Linked DNA regions of Homo sapiens: all the other regions are linked to region 2. A link is a loop called in an ENCODE intact Hi-C map of the cell type or tissue named here. Cell type or tissue: PC-3. All regions are shown on one strand.

What was found. A loop is a pair of places that touch in the nucleus more often than their neighbours do. Peaks named below come from ENCODE experiments on the same cell type or tissue, not always from the same donor. Only the 100,000 strongest peaks of a DNase experiment are listed, where the experiment ranks them.
Region 1: it touches region 2 in a loop (9-fold over the local background); 2 of 110 quality-filtered maps call a loop at or near these places.
Region 3: a loop joins it to region 2, with 13 times the contacts of the local background. A loop is called at or near these places in 44 of 110 quality-filtered maps.

What each region holds. Positions count from the first base shown.
Region 1 is chr12:58,734,806-58,742,805 of GRCh38, forward strand. All of the region lies in intron 1 of LINC02388 (long intergenic non-protein coding RNA 2388), which reads right to left. The region is part of intron 1 of LOC100506869 (a long non-coding RNA gene); the gene reads left to right. Among named protein-coding and RNA genes, the nearest start is that of LINC02388, 43 kb to the right of the region's middle. RefSeq lists an enhancer at 6,492-6,661. In PC-3, no CTCF peak of the experiment used is centred here; no DNase peak of the experiment used is centred here.
Region 2 is chr12:58,537,031-58,545,030 of GRCh38, forward strand. No RefSeq gene overlaps it. Among named protein-coding and RNA genes, the nearest start is that of LINC02388, 240 kb to the right of the region's middle. RefSeq lists enhancers at 3,516-3,810, 3,540-3,709. In PC-3, a CTCF peak has its summit at 3,625 (motif pointing right); DNase peaks (open chromatin) are centred at 461 and 3,661; H3K27ac peaks cover 1,335 bases.
Region 3 is chr12:59,082,918-59,090,917 of GRCh38, forward strand. The region is part of intron 3 of LRIG3-DT (LRIG3 divergent transcript); the gene reads left to right. Among named protein-coding and RNA genes, the nearest start is that of LRIG3-DT, 170 kb to the left of the region's middle. In PC-3, a CTCF peak has its summit at 4,370 (motif pointing left); no DNase peak of the experiment used is centred here.

The sequences.
Region 1 (8,000 bases), 200 kb after region 2:
CATGTGCACGTGTGTGTATGTCTATCTGTTTCTCCAGGTACCCCTCTACCAATGAATGGAAGGTTGGCCTATGAGACCCAGAGTCAGAGATGCAGCCAGGCCCCCAGTATGGCCTGGAACTAGGCACTAGGATGACATCAGACTCTTCACATTTTCCCCACACTCTGCTGTGCAGGCTTTTTTGTTTCCTCTTTTTATTCATTCTGTGAAACATGGTAACTGACATCTGGTTTTTAATGTTTCTGGTTCACCTACCCCAAAAGAAAATTCTGTCTTGGTCCTAACGTTACATTTCTATGTGAGGGGCTGTGATTAGCCTGCCTCAGGTCAGTTGCCCATCTGAGTTCCAATCAATTTTGTTCAAGTGGGCAAGAACACATTATATAAAATTTTTCCCTGTTGTTTGCAACTTTTAATTAAGGGGCAGATTCCAATTCATAGAGCCGTTATGTTCAATCGTATAGGTTGCGCACTACACCAGAAAGTCACATCAGATCACTGTTCACATCACAGATATCTTCTTCATACTGTAACATGTCAGTATTTTTACTATACCTGTTGACTTCAAAGGTGAACTATTTACAATTTATGTTGACAATTTTCTGATAGTGAGGGAGTCTTATTCTAGAAAAATGAACATATTATGGGAATTTTCTGACTAATGGTGGTAAAGTATGTTATCTAAGACACATATTATATATATATATACATATATATACACACATGCGCACACACACGCATAAAATTCCATACCACATTAACTTATGAAAGAGGAGCAAGTTTGATAATTGAGAAACCTTGTTGATCTGATCATATCTAAAATACACTTTGCCTCCAAATAAGATGCTGTTTTTATGGCTGATATACTTAGTGATTAGTAAATATTTATGGTTTTAATTTCATATTAATATTAGTACATGGGTAAATTAGACATTCTATATTTTAGTTCATTTCATCTGCCATTTGTTTACTGTACTGAATAGTATTTCTGAATTATTAATTTAAGTGTACAAATATTTTATTATGATATGAATCACTATGCAAAAACCAATATCTATAAGTCATTGCTAATCTCCAAAGTACTGCATACATATAAATTATAGATTATCATGTAATAATCCACAAATTAAATAACTATTGTTTATTTGTTGTTACAAAAAGATTGCCAATTGTTAATACAAAAGTTAATTTCTAATAAAATTTAGCAATATATTACATGAATATATTTAAATTTGTTTTAAATGATAAAATACTAAACAAGTTAAAGATATCAAAAAAGGTTTTTTTCAATTGGTTGCTGTCAGAAAACAATTTTAAAAGAAAATACAGCTCTTGTAATCACTGAATAAAGTTTCAGAGAAAATAGATACAAAGTTAGAAAAAATTAGAAGTACTTTGGACATCCAAGCACAGGTAGAATGTAATCACAGTTACAGTTCAGATGAAGCATGGGTAAATTAACTGTAAATCTACATGAAAACCACTATTATAGAATTAAAAAAAAAGAAACAAGAAAATCACAAAGGACTTATATCAAGCATATTGTCTGCTGATTTAAGTACATAGCCTGGATAAGTAAAAAAATTTAGTTTTTCAAATGACAATACTAATATAAAATTTTCAGAAATTTATTTAACATAAATTATTCAAAATAATGAATAATTATAAACCCATTATATACTGGTCAGTTTATTTTCTCCAGTGCTTTTGTACTTTTTTATTTTGCAAACTCTTGAGGGATTAAAAATCAACTGAAGATGGAAAGTGAGTGTACAAATGGAAGCAGTTATAGCATTTTAGCAAAAAGAACAAAGTGAAATACTCATTAACAGTAGTATTGTTTATAAACTAAAAAATTTTATAGATGTAATTAGAAATGTTAAAACATTATACAATAGTGATAAAAATATTGACATACTGTTTTTGAACTTATAATACGTGATTCAGCTTTTGGCAAGTTGAAGTCTACCATCCAGAAAGTCATCCAAGAAGCTTTATGTCTGTGATAATGGACATTTAGAAGAAAACCAAAGCCAAATTTGAGAGCACTGTGGCAGAACTTGTATGAAAAATACAAACATTGAAAATAAGTAATATTGCAATACTGCACATTATTTAGGGAATGAAATGCAAAGCAAAATCCTGAGGAAGGATTATGTATATATTGGTTGGTTTATAAAACTATATATAAATAACAAATCTATACCAAAAAAAGTTTTGAAGCCTGGAATCCCAAGGTATCCGAATTTGAAAACATGGAAAACATAATGATTGCTACAAAAGATTCTTGAAAAATATTTGAAGGCATTCTAAATTTCTTGTTCTATATATTCTTTAAACTTGGTACCAAAAAATGAAGCATAAATCTCTTCTACTATCAGTTTTTCTTTTCTGAAATTATTGAAATGCTATATAATTACTACTCATTGGCTTCAATGAAATATTGAAATGTTTTGAAAACATATTTACTAAATGCAAATTTGAACCATTACAGAATACACAATGAGAAAGTCCAGTCATTGCCATTATGCCATTAAAACTCAATTAGATGCAGTGTGTGCTCCTATAGAAACTGTTTGTGATATTAATAAAGATGAAAATTACAGAATACAAGCCAAAAGTATTTCAAAGCTGTATTTATTGAAATGTATTTTCTAAGTTCTAATGGGCCTCAATGTTTTAAGTGAAATGATGTGTTAATCAAAATTCTCTACAGATAATGTCCTTGAAAGCAGCAAAATAATTCAGAATATTAAAAAGATAGACATGATAATATTTATGAAGTCTATATCGTTGATGCCAAAAATCTTGTATTTTTACAATTATGTGAATTTCTCCAACATAGAAAATGTTAGAAAAGGGAAGACATTTTGACATCAAACCCCATTATTTACAATTTAAAACTAAATTTTAAAATAATTTTTTTGTACACAACAATATCATCTTAAATAAACAGGTGTATGATCATAAAAAATGTGTGGCCTTTTTAATATCCTTGATGACATTTAATTTAAGAATTATGATTAAACTCTACCAGTAAAACATAATGACTTGGAGACTGAACAAGTGCTTTGCCATGGTTTCTGTCTAAGAGGACAGAGAAAATCTGATTTAACTCAGAGAGGGCAGGTCTGCAGGAAGATGTGTTTGGATTAACTGTTAAAGAATAACTCCAAACTTAGAAATTACTTTAAAACATTGAGGGTTTATTTATGCAGAAGAAAACACAAAGACAAGGGTAGAACTCACAAGAGCAAAACTCAGAAATTTTCACAAGGAAAAATGATTGGTTGGTTAAACGAAATCTTTACATGTGAGTTCAGAATTGGTTGGTTTTAGTGGAGCTTCATGAAGGCCAATTATTGAACCCCAAATCTCTTTGTATGTTTTGCAAGAAGAATGCCATGAAAGAAGACCTTTAAATGAAATATTTTTTACTGTACATAAAGAGCACAAGTCAACATTGAAGCAGTCATAAAGAATTTTGTTTATTCTTTATGAAAGAATATGAAAGTGAGAGTTATAACTATTTTATCATATATCTTGTAATTCTGAGTTCCTAATTATTGTGACTAAAATTTTCATTATGTGAAAATTTTGTGATTTTATGTTTACTATTTTGATTTGTATAATTTGAAAATTTACAAAAATGATTTTATATTTATTTTACTTCTTATAGATATATTAAAAATATACTAACTTTAAAAACTCTTAAGTTTGAGAAAGCCTTCTCCAATTCACATTTAAAGCTTATTTGGGCCTGATGCTATATCCTCCATAGAAAACAGACTGCATATTTAAAATAGCCAAACTTATCCTCAGAGAGTAAAACGGTGTTGGCCAGGGGCAGGGCAAGTGGGAAATGGGAAGTAGCTGTTCAATGGGAGTTTCAATTATGTCTTAATGGAATAAAGGATAAAAATCAAACAATTATCTCAAAAGATGCAAAAAATGCATTTGGCAAAACTCAACACCCTTTCAATACAGACAAGTTACATATAGAAGGAACTTATTTCAACACAATAAAGGCTGTATTTAAAAAGCCCACAGTTAACAAGTGAATTGTGTTAATTGTGTTAATTTAGTGAAAATCTAAAATCTTTTCCTCTAAGATCTGGAACAAGGTAAGGATGTTCACTTTTGACACTTCTGTTAAATATTGTACTGGAAGTCCTAGCTAGAGCAATTAAGAAAGAAGAAATAAATAAATGTCATCTAAATAAAAACAGAAGAATAAAATTATCTCTGTTTGCAGATGACATGATCTCATATATAGAAAACCCTAAATATTTTACAAAAAAAGGTTAGAAATAATAAACAAATTCAGTAAAGTTGCAGGATACAAAATCAACATACAAAAATCAGTTACATTTCTAGACACAGCACACTATCCAAAAAGGAAATTAAGAAACTTTACCTTTTACAATAGCATCAAAAATCATAAAAATCTTAGGAATAAGCTTACTCAGTGAGGTGCACTGAAAACTTGTACATTGAAAGCTATACAGTACTGATGAAAGAAATTAAAGCAGATACAAATAAATGGAAATAAATCAATGTTCATAGATTAGAAGAATTAATGTTGTTAAAATGTTTATATTACCCAACGTGATTTGCAGATTCAGTGCAATCCCTATTAAAAGTTGAATGGCATTTTTAAAAATTTATATTTTTTATTAATTTTAATTTGAAGTTCCAGAGTATATGTGCAGGATGTGCAGGTTTGTTACATAGGTAAACATGTGCCGTGGTGGTTTGCTCCACCTATCAACCTATCACCTAGGTATTGAGCCCAGCATGCATTAGCTATTTTTCCCAATGCTCTCCCTCCCCCGACCCCACTCTCCAAGAGGTCCCAGTGTATGTTGTTCCCCTCCCTGTGCCGTCTACGTGTTCTCATTGTTCAGCTCCCACTTGTAAGTGAGAACACGTGGTGTTTGGTTTTCTGTTCCTGCATTAGCTTGCTGAGGATAATTGCTTCCAGCTCTATCCATGTGCCTGCAAAGGACATGATCTCCTTTTTATGGCTGCATAGTATTCCATGGTGTATATGTACATTTTCTTTTTTCAGTCTACCATTGATGAGCATTTGGGTTGATTCCATTTCTTTGCTATTGTGAATAGTGTGCTGCAATGAACAGATGTGTGCATGAATCTTTGTAGTAGAATTATTTATATTCCTTAGGGTATATACTCTAAGGTATATAATGATGAGGTATATACCCTAAGGTATATAATAATGAGATTGCTGGGTCAAATGGTACTTCTGGTTCTAGATCTTTGAGGAATTGCCACACTGTCTTCCACAATGGTTGAACTAATTTACATTCCCACCCACCAACAGTGTAAAAGCGTTCCTATTTCTACTCAACCTCACCAGCATCTGCTGTTTCTTGACTTTTTAATAATCGCCATTCTGACTGACATGAGATGGTATCTCATTGTGGTTTTGATTTGCATTTCTCTAATGTTCAGTGATGTTGAGCTTCTTTTCATGTTTGTTGGCCACATGAACATCTTTTGAGAAGTGTCTGTTCTTATCTTTTGCCCACTTTTTAATGAGGTTGCATGTTTTTATCTTGTAAATTTGTTTAAGTTCCTTGTAGATTCTGGATATTACACCTTTGTCAGATAGGTAGATTGCAAAAATTTTCTTCTGTTCTGTAGGTTGCCTGTTCATTCTGATGATAGTTTCTTTTGCTGCGCAGAAGCTCCTCAGTTTAATTAGATACCATTTGTCAATTTTTATTTTTGTTGCAATTGCTTTTGGCAATTTCATCATGAAATCTTTGTCTGTGCCTGTGTCGTGAATGGTATCACCTAGATTTTCTTCCAGGGTTTTTATAGCTTTGAGTTTTACCTTTAAATCTTTAATCTGTCTTGAGTTAATTTTTGTACAAGGTGTAAGGAAGGGGTCCAGTTTCAATTTTCTGCATATGGCTAGCCAGTTCTCCCAGCACCATTTATTATATGGGAATCTAAAATTTATGTGGAACCACAAAAGACCCTGAATCACCAAAGCAATTTTGAGCAAGAAGAAATCTGGAGGCCAGGCTCCATGTCTCAGGCCTATAATCCCAGCAATTTTTGAGGCTGAGATGGTATAATTGCTTGAGTCCAGGAGTTCACAACCAGCCTGGGCAAAATAATGAGGTCCTGTCTCTACAAAAATAAAACATAAAAAATGTGCTGGGTGTGGTGGTACACACCTATAGTCCCAGCTGAGGTGGGAGGATCACTTGAGCTCACTGGTGGAGGCTGCAGTGAGCTAAGATCATGCCACTCTACTCCAGCCTGGGTGACAGAGCAGGACTCTGTTTCTAAAAGAAAAAAAATCTGGAGACAGTATGTTTGCTTATATAAAAATACGTTACAAAGCTAGACTAATCAAAACAGTATGTGATACGGTTTGGTTGTGTCCCAACCCAAATCTCATCTTGAATTGTTCCCATAATCCCCATATATCACGGGAGAGACCTGGTGGGAGGTAACTTAATCATGGGTGCAGTTACCCTTATGCTGTTCTCATGATAGTGAGTGAGTTATCATGAGATCTGATGGTTTTATAAGGGACATTCCCCCCGCTTCTTCTGCACTTCTCTTTGCTGCCACCATGTGAATAAGGACATATTTGCATCCCCTTCTGCTATGATTTTAAGTTTGCTGAGGCCTTCCAGCCCTGCAGAACTGTGAGTCAATTAAACATCTTTCCTTTATAAATTATGCAGTCTTGGGTATTTCTTCACAGCAGCATGAGAACAGACTAATACAGTGAATTGCTACCACAGAGAGTGGGGCACTGCCATAAAGCTACCCAAAAATATGGAAGGGACTTTGGAACTGGGTAACAGGCAGAGGCTGGAACAGTTTGGAGAGCTCAGAAGAATACAGGAAAATGTGGGAAAGTTTGGAACATCCTAGATACCTGTTGAATTGCTTTGGCCAAAATGCTGATAGTGATATGGACAATAAAGTCTAGGCTGAGGTGATATCAGATGGAGATGAGGAACTTGTTGGAAACTGGAATAAAGGTGATTCTTGCTATGTTTTAGCAAAGAGGGGCAGCATTTTGTCCCTGCCCTAGAGATCTGTGGAACTTTGAACTTGAGAGAGATGATTTAGCATATCTGGTGGAAGAAATTTCTAAGTGGCAAAGCATTCAAGAGGGAGAAAACATGAAAGTTTGGAAAATTTGCAGACTGATGATGTGATAAAGAAAACCTGGTTTTCTGGGAAGAAATTCAAGCCGGCTACAAAAATTTGCATAAGTAACAAGGAGCCAAATGCTAATCATTAAGACAATGGGAAAAATGTTCCCAGGGTATGTCAGAGACCTTCATGGCAGCCCCTCCCATCACAGACCCGGAGGCCTAGGAGAGAAAAATGGTTTCATGGGCTGGGCTCAGGTCTCCCTGCTCTGTGCAGCCTTGGGACATGGTGCCCTGTGTCCCTGCTGTGGCTAAAAGGGGTCAATGTACAGCTCAGCCTGTTGCTTCAGAGGGTGCAAGCCACAAGCCTTGGTGGCTTACATGTGGTGTTGAGCTTGTAGGTGCACAGAAGTCAAGAACTGAGGTTTGGGAACCTCTCCCTAGATTTCAGAGGATGTATGGAAATGCCTGGACATCCGGGCAGAAGTTGCTGCAGGGGGCAGAGTCCTGATGGAGAACCTCTTCTAGGGTAGCATGGAAGGGAAATGTGGGGTCAGAGCCCCCACACAAAGACCCCACTGGGGGACTGCCTAGTAGAGCTGTGAGAAGAGGGCCACTGTCCTCCAGACCCCAGAAAGGTAGATCCACTGACAGCTTGCACCATGTGCCTGGAAAAGTTGCTGACATTCAACACTAGCCTGTGAAAGAAGCCAGGAGCAGGGCTGTACCCTGCAAGCCACAGGGACAGAGCTGCCCAAGGCCAGGGGAGCCTGCCTCTTGCATCAGTGTGCCCTGCATATGAGACACAGAGTCAAAGGAGATAATTTTGGAACTTTAAAATTTAATGACTGC
Region 2 (8,000 bases):
TGCTTCACACTTCCTAGCACCTCACAGCCCTCATGAGACTCTGAGCAGGTGCAGGGACCTGAGGCAGAAGCTTCCTTAACTTTAGGGTGAAATATTCCAATTGTTTCCTGTTCTCATCAGCCAGGGGCAAGAGGCTGATTCATGCTGGTTTATTTACAAGGTGGTACCTCTAGCTGAAGTGAGGACTTCTTTCTGTTAGAGATACATGGCCTTCTCTCATATGAAGAAAGACTATTTCTGTTCTTAACAGAACTCTGATTTTTACCACTTCTTAGTTATAAGTCTCCGCATTATCCTGTTCCTCCCTGGTTCTGGCTTAGATTACAAGAGCTTGTATTTATTTTAAATGTCTTCCACTGCCACACAGATGGAGAAACATCAACTCTTGGTTCCAAATTTACCCCTTAAAAGAAGAATGTTCCAGTTCTTCCTGCCATATGTGTGCCGCTGACTCAGAGAGCAAGAATGTGGTGGGAAAACAGACTGTGTTTACAGATGTCTTCTGCATGGCCTGTGCATCTCATAGACACACTGGCAACACATACCAGCACACACATGCCGTCTACGTGCTCTGAAATGACTTCCAGGGTGTGAGAATGGACACACATTGGTGTGTATTGAATGCAGTGGGACTTTATCCTGGCCGAGGAAATTCTGTAAACACCTAATGGTGGAAAACACCGACTTTAAAATAGTTTAAAACTATAATTGTTTGTAAACCCTGGTAAAGCTAGAGCTGGTTCTCTTTAAATGAGGCAAGAGTGTAACATCCAAGATTCATTCCACGCCAAAATTCTCTGGAGCATGAGTGATGGTAAGAAAGGCTATTAGGTTAACAAGAACATCAAATGGATAGAATAATCTTATTTCTCTCTCTCAGTGGAGGTTCTGTTTTGAATCTGCTGGAGTCTAATAATTAGTTGGTGTTGCTCTGAATTGTATCTGACATGTCTCTTCATGTTAGCTTTGCTGCATCTTATGCTTTAGGCTTTTGCAAGCTTCTCTGGATTAACGGATGGGGAGGGAGAATAAAAGGGTACTACCCATGGTGCCCAGAAGCAAAAGGAAAGCAAGTGAGAAGAAGGTGCATGTGGATGGAATTCCGAGAAGGGCCCACGCCATTCAGACTTAAGAACTGCTAAGTCCCAAAGGAGATACTTCTAGCATCTAGCAGGCATCTGGTAACCTAACCTCTCTGTATCGCACATCCACCCAACCCACCTTTCCACTGGGAGTGTCAAAGTATGTAATGAAGCTCCCTGTCTTCCGTAAAGAAGTATCCTGCTTAGTATATGTAAACACAACACCTTGATCTTTTTTGTTTTGGAAAATAAAAACAAAACAAAATATCCAAAATAAACCAGAGATTTCTTTAAAAAGAAACGCACGCAAATAAAAACAACAACAAAAGACACTTTGAGTTTGTACTCCTGATGGAAAAATCATTACTGTGGACAAAGTTATGAGAAGTCAAAGTATAGTTTGTTTTTAATAAGAGCTATCATTACATTCATGCTCAGGATGTGGCACTCAGAGTACTACGTATGTGTCACCACAGCTAAGATAGGTACTGTTACTCCAGGTAAGTAGAGTTCCCCCAAAATTCATGCCTACCTGGTACCTCAGAATGTGACCTTATTTGGAAGTAGGGTCTTTGCAGGTGTAATCCAGTTAAGATGAGGTCATACTGGATTAGGGTGGACCCTAATCCAAGGATAAATGTCCTTCTAAGAAGAAGGTAGTGGGATACAGACACAGAGAGAAAACATCACGTGAAGACAGAGACATAGAAGAGAAGGCCATGTGATGGTGAAGGCGGAGATGGGAGTGATGCATCTGCAGGTTAAGGAAGGCCAAGAATTGCTGGCATTTCCAGAAGCTAGAGGAGGCCAGGAAGGATCCTCTCCCAGAGGCTTTAGAGAGAGCATGACCCTGAGAACACCTTCGTTTTAGACTTCTGGCTTCCGGAACTGTGACAGAATAAATTTCTATTGTTATAAGTCACTGGGTATGTGGTAATTGGTTATGGTAGCCCCGAAGAAGTAACATACAGATGAAGAATCTGTGCTTCTGATGGTCTTGCTGAAGCTCCTTGTGCAGGGGACGTGGTGAGCTGGCTACACACACAGCCTTCCACCTCGGCAGGGAAACTGCACAGTGAGGAGCACAGGGGCAGTCACAGCCAGTTCCTGGGCTCATAATCGACGACATTGGTCTTGTCCATTTGGACAGATCCACAGGATTCTAGAGAGAGGTTAAGAATGAAAGTGTAATGGTGATCATAAACCGCAGGAACAAAATGTATATACCTATTTATTTTTATTCTCACTTCATCCTAAAAAGGATTTAAAGTTCCTTTCATAGATGAAAATAATAGGACAAAATAAAATAAATTTAAACATAAGAAAGATGAAACAAAGGGAAGAAAAACAATGGTGGAATGCAGCAGTAATAAACCTACATGACGTCACAGCCCTTCCTTCACCTCCCCAGCCCCAGCTAAGAAGATGGACCCTCATGGTATGGGCAAGAAATTTCAGGATGAGATAATGCCAAGTCTGATTTTTCTCCAATTTGTGTAAATTCAACGGAAATTTCAGGCTGCTGCTTCGAGTAGAAATAAGCTCTAATTATCCTTTTGATTTTCATATCATTTTCAATAAGTCAGCAGTGCTATTGCGGTCAATCAACCGGAAATCAGGGAAAGAAATCTCACATTTTCTGTGCCTTCCTTATTGTTTTAAGCGTGCTTCTGAAATGCTTTAAAATCATTGTCTTCAGAGTGTTTGTTAGTGCAGAGAAAAAAGGAGAGGATCTGGAATGGTTAAGCATACTGTTGTCTGTGATTTATCAAACCACACACGCAGACTTACTATTGAAGGAGAGACAATACCATCTAAACCAGCATGGGAGTTATTGTTTGATTTGATACTGAGCTTTTCTGTGTTTATTGGTCATCTTTGGTCTCATGAAAAATTTATTCTATGTCTAAGGGAGCTCCAATATAAATAAACACTAGAAATACATTTGTAGGAGGCTGTTCTCTAGAATAACTCAGTATTGCTCTCTGCATGGGGCATCACCTGCTGAATAAACCCAAAACCATCATCTGGGGAGTCGCTCTAGGTAAACTTCCTTGAGGTAAGCTGTGCTGTAGAGATAGGAACCTCTAATCATGTTTCAAATACTAAACATACCAGTGTGCTTTTCTTTTAAAAAGAGGAATCCTATTCACTTGACTTTATTTGTTTTTGAAAAAAAAAATGAACCCTTTATTTGGAGAATATTTTAGAAATTTAGGGCAAGGAAAATATTCTGCTCCTAGATGAGTGCTTTTGCTTGTATGATCCTGCACTGACAGTGAACAATACAGTAGATGAATTACTGATTTATTTATTTAAAAGCGAATGCACTGGATTTAAAAACAGCTTGCCTACAACAAAGAAATATGCCCCTTAAGGTTATTTAGTCCATTTATTGCTGATACTAATTAAACAATGACCTAGGCTTTTCACAGAGTGATTACTCTTAATGAAAAATTAACTATGGTCTCCTAATAAAGATAGCACACAAAACAAGTTGTACAGAGTGGTGTGACCTGACCTAGGATATCGCGTGTAAGTGCGACAGCTCCTGTAGATGGCAGTGGAGCACTTCCGCAAATGCTTTGGCCTGGCGTTCTGGGCCTGGGGTTGAGGGATGCAAAGGATAAAAGCTGCAGCAAGAGCAGGCGTGCCCTCCAGCCAGCAAGTTAACTAAGCTGCTGGTTCACTACTGCACTTCATAGTTGCCCTCTAAATGATTTTTTTCTGAACTCAGCAAAAGTACAAAGTGTTCCTGCCTGCACCCCAAATTGTCCTTTTAGTGAGGTAGGTTTTTATGTTTTATGCTTTCTATTTTTTGAATTTCAGAGTTATTTTGGAGATCTGACCTAAACATTCCTCTTCTTGAATTGCAAAAGCAATTAGCTTAGCTGCTCACACTCTTAAAGAGAGAATAAAAATCTCCTAAATGGAGACAATCGTAAACTACATCTGTCATACAAGTCAATGCAGCACAATCCAAAATAAAGATCTGTCAGCATAAACTATAACCAGATTTCATAGTCCTTAACTTTTTCTCTTGCTTGGATTGTTTTCCTTCTTTCCTTTTCTCTTAAGCCTTTTATTAAAAACTGTCCTCCGCTATGCTCACAGGAGCTACATGACTGAAATTGGAAAAGCAATCTAGCAATCACAGATTTAGGTAATTTTTAATGAAATTAAGATATTATATCGATTATTTTTGTCATTGTTTTGGCCTTTGAAGCTCAATCAGCGTTATATTCTATTATAGAGGAATGGTTGTTCTGAAAGAATTTGTGGAGTTGTGCCTGTCATTTCAGGATGAATTTCCTCGCTCAGCTCCCCCAAATTTCCCATTCTTTCAGCAGCAAGAGGGAACACTGCATGCACAGTGTTAACTTCACACATTCCTGACATACTTGCTACATTAACAGAGCTATGTTCCAGGGAATTGAAATATCTATTGTAACTGTAGGAAGGGCTTTCTTCCCATAACTTTTACCTTGTACCCAGAAAATGTATGTCAAGAATCAAGAAATGGCAAGTTTAGATATGGATGATGCATAGGAATCTGTTGTTGATATAGTTGGTATGGAAATTGTATAGGCAGAATTCTGCACACAGTAGGAATCATTTTGTTGAATAAATGAAAGCTAAAATGGAAGTAAAAATTAGAATAAACCCAGGGCAGAAGAAACAGTGACTAGTTTTCTGAAAGCTCAGGAAAATATCAAAAATATTTGAAAAAAAATGGAAATTTAAACCTTAGGAGGCCAAAAAGGTCCTGGGCTTATGCTCTTAGGTATAGGAAGAGGGCTAAAGAGGTGAGCAAAGAACATGAGAAGATATTGGCAAGTGCTATGGCTCATGCCTGTAATCCTAGTGACTCAGGAGACTGAGGCTGGAGGATCACTTGAGACCAGGAGTTTGAGACCACCCTGGACAGCATAGTGAGACCCCACCTCTAAAATAATAATAATAATAATAACAATAATAATAATAATAATAATAATAATAATAAAAGTAGCCATGTGTGGCTGATTCCTGTAATTCCAGACACTGGCCTCTAGCCTGGACAAAGAATGTGATTCTCTCACAAAAAGAAAAAAAAAAAAGATATGTTTGAAAAGATGAAGGGAAGGGCATGTCAATATGCATCAGAGGAGATTAGCAAAGAGCTAATGACCTGGTGCTACACTGAGTGGTTAAAAGAAGATTAGGGAAGGGAATCTGGAAATTATGGAAGACAGGATGCAATTACACAACCAAAAATGAGGCCCAGAGGAGAGAAGGATCAAGAGATACAAGGGTGGGGAATGGTGTGTAACTTCATCAATTAGGTATCATAGCAGGTCTTCTATCGTAAAGCCAATGCTTTCTTTTCAAGACTTCAGATGAAGGTGCATTTGTGTGGAGTAAGGGCTCATAAAAGGGAATAGTGCATTCTTTATTTTATGATAAAGAAACAAAAACCAAAACGAAATCATCCTCAATTGCTCTGATGTTCTAAAATAGATGATACTTTCTGTAAGCCAAAGGCCTGATTAAATTTGTACCAGTTTAGAATTGCTGACCAATAGGAAGCCAATTAAAAATTGCCAGGACCTCCCCCAAACCAGGTACAAGATTAAATTTCTTGTCTTCTTTGATCATTTTGTTGGTCATTGATGATGAAAACATTACTAATGTTGGTCATTGTCCTTATTGGTCATTGATGGTGAAAACATGAACCCAGTAGAAAGCAAGAGCCCTCAGTAACAGGTACATGACAATTGGACATAGCCCATTTAATGCTACCATTTTGAAGGGTACAGCTTTTGATGCCATGACAGTTTTATATAGTATTTTTTAGACACTCCTTAACATTAAAAATTTTAAACTACTAAATATTGAGGTCACTTGGCATTCTAACCCCAACTGACCATCTCACTCAATATTTACCTAAGGCCCAAAGACAAGATGAGGCCTCAGAATGGAGTAAGCCTCAGGCATTGGGTAGACCCGTTATGGAGTGAGAGGTAGGGCAAAGAGGGAGTTAGAAGTAGGGTGGGAGAAAGAATTGATTGATGAAGGGGTGGCCTGACCCTCCACACCTGTGGGCTTTTCTCATCGGGTGGGATGAGAGACTGAGAAAAGAAAGAGACACAAGAGACAAAGTGTAGAGAAAGAAAAGTGGGCCCAGGGGACCGCGCTCAGCATACGGAGGACTCGGGCCAGCACCGGTCTCTGAGTTCCCTCAGTATTTATTGATCATTATCTCTACCATCTCGGAGAAGGGGATGTGGCAGGACAATAGGGTAATAGTGGGGAGAGGGTCAGTAGGAAAACATGTGAACAAATGTCTCTGTATCATAAACAAGGTTAGAAAATGTGCTGTGCTTTGATGTGCACATACATAAACATATCTGGTGCATTAAAGAGCAGTATTGCTGCCAGCATGTTTCACCTCCAGCCTTAAGGCAGTTTTCTCCTATCTCAGTAGATGGAACATACAATCGGGTTTTACACCGAGACATTCCATTGCTCAGGGACAGGCAGGAGACAGATGCCTTCCTCTTATCTCAACTGCAAAGAGGCCTTCCTCTTTTACTAATTCTCCTCAGCTCAGACCCTTTACGGGTGTCGGGCTGGGGGACAGTCAGGTCTTTCCCTTCCCACGAGGCCATATTTCAGACTATCACATGGGGAGAAACCTTGGACAATACCTGGCTTTCCTAGGCAGAGGTCCCTGCTGCTTTGCGTTTTGTGTACCTGGGTACTTGAGATTAGGGAGTGGTGATGACTTTTAACAAGCATGCTGCCTTCAAGCATTTGTTTAACAAAGCACATCCTGCATAGCCCTAAATCCATTAAACCTTGAGTCGACACAGCACATGTTTCTGCGAGCACAGGGTTGGGGGTAGGGTTACAGATTAGCAGCATCACAAAGCACAATAATTTTTCTTAGTACAGAACAAAATGGAGTCTCTTATGTCTACTTCTTTCTACATAGACAGTAACAGTCTGATCTCTCTTTCTTTTCCCCACAGATTGAGCCTCGGGATGGAATAACTGTGAGATGTGTTTGTTGCATTCACATATACAGGTATGTCAAATGACTGACTAAAAAAGATCAGTCTAAATGTCCTGCTTTGTTCTAGGATATTTTAGGTTGACCTCAGTGGGATAATTCATGTTGTGCCAGGCCATTTTATGCTTGAGTTTAAACTAACTTTCATGATGGATAACTTAAGTTTGCATTTTTTTTTAGCATTCTACGTTTTCCTCCTCCCCTCTTTTCTTCTTTCTTTCCTTTGTCTTCCTTCATGCTTCCCTTTTTTCCATCTCTTACTTCCTTTTAAATGATTTCCTTCCCTTCTTCCTTTCTCCTCTCTGTCTCCTTTCATTCTTTCCTCCTTCCTTCCCTCATTAAGTCCCTTCTTCCCTTTCTTCTCTCTTCCCTCCTTCTCTCTTTCTTTCTCTCCTGTTTTCTTCTTAATTTTCTTCTTTTCTCTCTCCCTCATTCCTCTTAATTTCTTTCCTTACTACTTTCTTTTCTTCCTCAGTTTCTTCTTTCCTTCTTTCCTCCCTCATTCTCTCTCCCTCTTCCTCTCTTCCTTTCATTCAACTTTTATTAATTGCACACTGTGTGTTAGGCACTTTGCTAAGCACTCAAGAAAAATTTACATCCTTGGAGAAATATTAAAAGGTGGAGTGATGGGCAGATTGAATTTTTTAGATGAGTCAAAGAATTTCTTTCCAATCCATCACACCCTATTTATTCCGCACATTTAAGAAAAGTCATTTAAAAGATAATCATCATTTAGGATCTCCACAAAAGTTTTTCCACTTACAGTAATGGAACAAATGCTATTTATATTTAGAGTTATAATTACACACAGGGATTAAAGTTATTGTCTTGTGATCTCTCATTTTTGTGTTCCCAAGGTTTCAGTG
Region 3 (8,000 bases), 550 kb after region 2:
GGAAACACTCGAGAATAATTCTGTGAATATATTAATTATTTAGCAAATTCATTGTACTGTTGAAATGATAAAACATTGACATGGGTAGGATGGTAATATGATTATTATTAATTATATAACTAGAAAAATTAATCAAGTCCACCGAGCTCAAGTAACTTCCTAGAGTAATATTATGAAAAAAAATTCTCGTGACTTGAAAGCTGTTATAAAATCCCTTAACAGGCCATGGGGACTAAAGTACACCCAGTAAGCTCACAGCAATACAACACTAAGATTAAGGCAGTAGAAGAAAAATCAAAAGGCAAATTGTTGAGATGCAGGATAATGTGTGCATGACCCAAGAGTATAGGTAATTTAGTTATTCTTATTCTGGCCAGGGGAGCCTGGAGGATAATCATCTCTTCATTCTCACTGTTCGCATTGGCTAGTAGAGAAGTAGAATAAATAGAGGAGAGGACAGAATTCTGAGATTAGTATAAACCAGTACTCCATCTTCTTCGATGGTTTATATTAACCATGCCTTTGTCTTCCTCTTGTTTATATATTTCATGTGTAATAGATCTCTGTAAATAGTACATACTGATTAGGTTTCTCTGTCATATTTTAATTCACTTGATGATGACCTTTAGTTTTTCCATTTAAATATAAAAATATTGAAAACATTATAATTATTTAATGTTTCCACAGTTAGTCACAGGTTTTTTTTTTTTTTCCTGAATCTTTCATTTATGCTTAGTGGATAGGGTTACCAACCAGCCCAGCTGAGATGAAAGGGTTTTCTGGGACATGGGACTTTCAGTGACAAGACTGACACAACTTCTAAGGAACTAAAAAACTGTACCATGCTAAAGGATTTTTCAACTTTTCAGAAAGAACTCTGAGTATTGTTTCTTTTTACAAGGTGTTTGCAATGTAGTTGAGGGAATATGATGCATGAAGCCAAATACAGGACAATTCAAAAGAGAATGAAATCTAACATAAATGGGAATGGTGCAGAATATAGGGATGCAATGTTTTAGAACTGGGAGTGTCAGGAGGATAACAAGGAGGAGGCTACTTTGCAAAAATCAGCCTAGAGTGGTAATGCTCAGAAGGCTAGAAGCTTAGAAACTCAAGAGGAAAGGGATGAGGCGTAAACAGAGAAGAGACATGGTATGAGTATGAAACAGTGAGGAATTTAGCAGCCTGACCTGTGGCTGGTGAGAGTGAGCTGAGGTGCTGCAGAAATAAATGGATTCAGTAAATACAAACTGAAATAAAGTCTGACAAGGATGCAGTAGGAGATAACTTTTGTCTGGCTTTCCGACATTAGCTGGAATAATTGGGTAGTGGCTGCAATAATGATTTATATTTGATTACTCAAATTTCACACAATGATAATATATGCTTCTCATGAAATAAACCACCTCATGTGTTACCAGTGCAAGTACATGTTTAAATGAATGGCCATTATGCAGTGAGCCAAAGAGAAAGACAACATCTCTCATGAAATGTTTTGTGTGGTGAAATACTCTATAGCAAAACCAAAGAAGTTTCAGCAAAGAAAATAAATAACTGCTCTTTTCAAAGAGAGTTTTTGCCCTTTATCTGATATTGGCAGCCCCAGAGGTTTGGCTTATAGAAAGCACCTTTGCCATTTGTTTTATTGCTTCTCTGTAAGTTATTTGCCTCCAATTTTTAGCAGCTGCATTATTTTTCTAATCCTTCTCAATTAACATACCCTCTGCATCATCGAAGAACTCTGAAATAGAAGAGGAAGTTACATAGGAATGACATTCCATCTTTCCTGAAGAACAATTTTCCTGTTAGACATTCAGAAGGAAGAATGTGAGTTTTTTTTCTTCATTTGTTACCAGTCTCTGCTTAAAATTCAGATGAACTGCAGTTTCTGTGACTGGTTATGCTTTAATATGAACTCTGTAAAAAATTCCCCCCTTTTTTTAACCACTCTTTTTCTCTCCTCAAAAGCAAGCTCTTGTCGAAGAGGAAAGGAGAACTCTGCTTCTCAAAGTAAACAGGCCTGCTGAGCAGAGCCCGTGGCCCATAGAAAGCCCACCCCTTCAGAAGGAAATCAGATCCTTGGGCGAAAGAGGTAAAGAAAAAAAGAGCAGCTGTTAAAACATTTAGTCTGTTTTTCTGCTCAGCCCCTGCTGGTCCCCTTGCTTCTCAGCTCCGTGTACTGTACTCGGTGTTGTGTGCTGGAAATGCAGGACCCTCACTGTGGGGCAAGCATATGAACAAGGACATTCCCTGGCCTCCGCATCCTCGCGGCCATCTTCGGCCTCTCCACCCTCCTTGCTACATTCCTGGAGGACAGTCGAAAGATTGATTGGATGATTTTTTGGCAGCTATTTGCAGAGCCTGCAGCCACAGCTTGGTTTAATTAGGGAATCAGAGCGTTTCTTTTATGTAGGTCACATTAGGTTTTGATTCCAGATCTCATACAGCTAGAACCTTTCTAAAAAGTCAGAAATACATGTACAACTGGCAGGCTTTTCTTTCTCTCTCTCTCTTTTTTTTTTTTTTTTTAGAAAAAAAGGTTTTTAAAATAGTTCTCATCTGGGTCATGTATGCTAGTGTAGCCGTTTTCTGTGTCCTTTTGTCTAATTATCAGAATAAGAGTGATATTCTACTTTTCTTCCATGAAGCTCCTGTTGTCTGATGTACATATGCTGAACACATATTATAAAATTACTGGCAGGGATCTGGGGGTGGTGGGAGGGTTAATGGTTATTTGTTTGCTTCTTTGTGCTTTTGCACCCGAAAGGTTTAATGGGTTCCCTTTCTATGGAATCTAATCCTGAAGAATCCAGGGAGAATGTAAAAACAATTATCCAGTTAATCTTTGTGCTGTAGTTAGGAATAAATACAAGGCAGTAAGAGAGATAGGAGACTGGGCATTGTAATGACACTGCAGGAACTGAAACCCAAAATTAAATATTCTCGGATTATAGGCAGCCCTTAGGAAACCTTGTCTAAAGAGTTTATGATGCACAAAGAATACTTCTTGGTAGGTAGCCAAGTAAGAGCCGCTAATGATTATGGACGTCTGAATGATGAACATGGATTCTAGTATTGCCTTAGAAAAAAAACCTAAGCTAATACTATTTGCCTTTCAGAAATTTGTTACAATTAGGACATGATTCTGATTTAAATTGTGCTTCAGGTACCATGTTATATGTATACTTCTGCTTATAGGAAATTTGAAATTTTAGCAGTCAAATAAAACATAAATGCTAAACATTTAAACATTAAAGAGCAAGACAGCCACCTTCACCACTTCCAAAAAATATATTTGCAGAGTATTTGCTGATATAGGCAATGCGTACTTAACTGACTAATGTGATTTTGTGTAGTCTACCACCCAGAGATGATTAATTAGGCTACTCAGTGAGGGTCATGCAAACAAGTTTTAACGTTACAGGCTCTCAGGAGTGTGAAGCAGTGTCCTGTTTACATTTCCTGGATGGTTAAATGAAGAGCGGTGTGAAACACTGAAATGAAATACGATGAAACATTTCAAGTTGTGTACCTCTCAAAATGTTAAGAGGGGCTATTATCCCTCAAAGCCTGCAGATTCAATCAATTTCAAATTGTTAAAAGCAGCTGGAAGGAGACGTCTGTCAATGGAGGAGGTGTCTTGTCTGTTGGAGAGACTCACAGACTCTTGGTCTCATTATTTTCAGAACGAAAAGGGAACCACAGCTGTCTGTTCTGATACATCTGATTAAACTGCTACACCAAGGGTCAGAAAGAGATGGAGGAACTCTAAGTTGAGCTTTGGAAGCAATAGTTTCAGGGCATCTATTGACTTTCCAAACTTCTTATTGGGCGGGAAGTATCACAATAATAGGACTTGCCATCAGACATCTGGCATGATCATTGTTGGAACCACATCATTGAAACTGCCTGTCTAAGGATATTTTACTCTTGTTCTCCTCTCTTGCAACTCTCACCCCAATGAATAATATCCAAGAAGAATAAAATGAATTCATTATGGTTTCAAATTGCCCAAGGCAGAAATGTTGCCTTTACATTTCAGAAGAGGAGATAGCACTGGTACCAAATGTATAGAAAGGGTGGAGTTTATCTATTACCAAATCAAATTTAAGTTGCCAAAGGTCTCTTGCCTATCATCTTACTTTTTTTTAGAAAAGTGTCTTAACTATAGCTCTTGTGTCTCTCTGCTGTCACTCAATTCATTCTGTAGAATATAGAGTTCCATATTTTTATTATGATTGGAGTTAAACCACAGACCCTCACAAATTTGTAGTTGGTGGTAGTTCAGTACACCTAAATTAAAAAAATAAAAATAAAAAAATCCACAGTGTATTTTATAGAGCTGCAATGCCCCCTTCTGTCTGCAGTGCCTGGGGTGGAAAAACTCACTTGGGTTTATGAGTTGATTGTGGCAAGTGAAAACAATGTTTATACTTTTCTTATAATGGTTCAACTACACACATGAGAGGGCTGTAAACCAGCAGTGACAGTGATCATTCAAATTCTATCCCTTCTATTCCATTTCCTCATTTGGCCTCCTATAATCTATAGGAAATTAATATAACACTGATGATTGCTGCCATTGGCCAGAAAACCCAATTATCTGTGTGGCTGTGAAGGTGGATTAGTAATGTCCTTTTTACTGTGATATGTAGGTAACCTAAGATGTACATTTAAAGAGCAACAAGTGTGTTTCAGCCACTAGAATCTTGATGGGAATGATTAGTTAGACTTACATGTCTATTTGTCTATCTGCATAAACTTCATTGATTCCCTATAAGACCATGCTATAATTTATAAAACATGTACAGTACAGATTATGTCTTAACTCCTAATAACTTCTCAAAAAGGAATTGATGATACCCTTAGCCAGAACTAATCAGAGAAAAAAATATCTTTGATTTGGTCTGCACTCTCTTTTTTCACCATCGGTTTGGCATGTTTTACTCTGCTTCTCTTACACCCCTTATCAATTATGCCCCACGTGGTTGGCATGCAGTAGTTGTTTCCCTGGGCAAGGCTTTTAATAAATATTACAGAAGATTCTCTGGACTTCTCACTGCATTTGTTCAAAGTCAGATTTTCCATGGAGTCTTCATCAACCATATTTTCAAAGAAGGTTTACGTGTTTCTAATATATTCTGAAAACTAGCTCAAGTTCTTATTGCACAAATGGAGTATGAAAAATCATCTCTTAAGTGTTGCAGGTGTGTGTGTATGTGTGTGTGTGTTTGTGTTGTAAGTGGTATGTCTGTGTGTGAATGGGAATTGAATTTGAATGATGGAGACAGTACAACTGCTGGCTTTGCGTTAGGAGAGGAGAAGCATAATCTAAAATAGTTCTTTCCCATTACATACAAATAATGAATCCTGAGGCTTTCTATGTACCAATATTAATTTCTTGAATTTCAGATTTCTGTGCGCCCTAATTGTGTTGATGACAATAATTATTAGATTGAACCACTTTTGACGTACAAAATGAACTAAAAGATTCATTTATACATTCTTTTAAAATGCAGTTAGGTTTAGAGTCTCCACATTATAGCTTTGGATTAGAGAAAAAACACCTTAAATAAGATGCTTCTTTGGGCACAAAAACACGTGCTGTGTGTGGAGGTCAGAGCATGGGAGATTAGGCATGCTTCAAAGATTTTTTATCACACATTTTTGGGGCCTTCATAGTATTAAATATTAATGAATCTTAGTGTGTGTTAGAAGGTAGTAGAGAATCAAATTGAAAAGACTGTGAATAGAAAGAGATGATCTATTGATACCGTTTTTTCTTTAGTATCCCTCTTTATTTGATAATCCCTGAATTGATTATAACTCAGACATGAAGCAGTAAATTCTCTCCTTTGGGCCACTCTATATCCACAAAAAGCATTTGTTGAGTAAGGCCTTGTGAGGAGGTCTTGAAAACCTTGTGTTCTGATCCCAATGATGAGTCAGCGCTATCTCCAGCTGGCTATGGGAACGTTGGAAAAGGCACTAATTCCTGTCAAATTTTCCCTCTGGGTCTTCCAACTAGTACTCAATCACAAACAATGACCTATTTTTCTTTAGCGTCTGGTGGTAGAATTCTTTAAGATTCCTTCATAAATGAATCTTAGCCCAGAAAGTTAGGACTTTTCATGACTTACGATGAAGCTCAATGTGAAGTTGAAATTGTAAGTGCAAGTGAGAGAGCATGATAAATATTTAACACCTATCTGACTCCAGGAGAATGCTGTTTTTAGAAGAAAGAAACCTTTTGCTTGCTCCATTTTTATAGTGTTCTTAATGGCAAAAGTTAAACAAGTCCAGTTTCCCATACTGGATCTACTATTTGAGGGTAGTTCCCCGGCAATCAAATTTAAAATACTTTAGGTGCAAAGGAGCGAAGTGAGAAAAGCAACACTTTGAAATAAATAGAGTGTACCAGTGAATATACTGGCTGTCTATTCAAAGGTCTTACTCACTAGTGACCCAATAGGAAAGTTCTGCACAAAGTAAGGGATAAAAAAGCTAAAGAGGAAAAACAATTAGGAAAGAAACAGTTCAAACACAAATTATGCCATTTATCCTCAGCATCAAAATAAGCTGTTTCTATAGGGGAAACAATGCAAAACAAAACAAAAATCAAACAAATTACTTGCTTTTAAGATGCTTGTCATTCTTTAAAATATATTTTAATTTCTAATTAATTGTTTTTCTAAAAAACTGCGTAGGCTTAAGATATCATCCCCTCTTGCTAGACCTTTTACATTTTAATTTTTGAAATATAAAAACCTATAAATATAGTATATGCAAAAAGGATCAAATTTATGTTTCACAGCAATTACTGGGTGCTAGACAGTATGTCAAGGGCTTTCCAAATGTTTACATATTCAATACTCACTGCTCTCCCAGGAGGTAGGTACTACTATTGTATTAGAGATGAGACACTGAATGGCAAAGAGGAGGACCTTGGATTTGAACATGTGTGTCTAGTGGCAGAACGCAATGGTCTAACTCGTAGGCTTTGCTGCCCTAGAAATCATTTGGTAATAGGATGCATATGACTCAAATACAGTGGCTATTTCTAACTCTTATAAGGTCACCTTTGGGAGCACTAAAAAGAAAACATCTCAGATCATTATTTGTTCTGAAATTCTTTACTGAACAAACCAATAACTTCCAGTTGCTGTATTATGGATTCATTCATTCATTCAGTCAGCAATACTTGTTAAATATCCACTTTTTCCTTTCTTGAGTCTACGTTTTTCCCCCAGTCTTGGTGAAAAAGATCCGGAACTTTAGTGATTATAATCATTATAAAAACCTCATCATAACCATAATAAACTCAGGATGCCCACCTCTTAGGGCAACTCACAGAGGTGGAGCATAACTCCTGACTCCTTAATCTGGGCTGTGCATAGTGCATTTCTTCCAAAGACTGCAGTATGGAAAGAGGGGAAAATAGTAACTTCATAGTGCATAAACCCGACACCTCAGCCAGGTGATCAAGGTTAACATCAACAGTGACAAGTCATCTTGACAGTATTTGCCCTTGAGATGTTGTGATGAAAATGGTACTTTACTTGTGCAGTCTTCCTCTGCAAAACACATCGCCCTAGTCTAATCATGAGAAAAACCTCTGAAAAATCCCAACTGAGGGACTTAATATTAATACAAAATACCTGACTAGTATTCCTCAAAAGTCTCAAGGTCATCAAAAGCAAGGAAAGTCTGAAAAACTGTCATAGCTAGGAGGAACCTCAGGAGACATGATCACGAAACATAATGTTATCCTGGAGGGGATGCTGGGACAAAAAAAGGACAGCAGATAAAAAGTAAGAAAGCCTAAATAATGTAATGCACTTTAGTTAATATATAATAATGTATCAATATTGGTTGTGACAAATGTACCATACTAATGTAAGAAGTTAATAATAGAGGAAACTGGATATGAGGTATATGGTAACTCTCTTTACTATCTTTGAAATTTTTTTGGTAAAAAACCTAAAGATGTTCTAAAATAA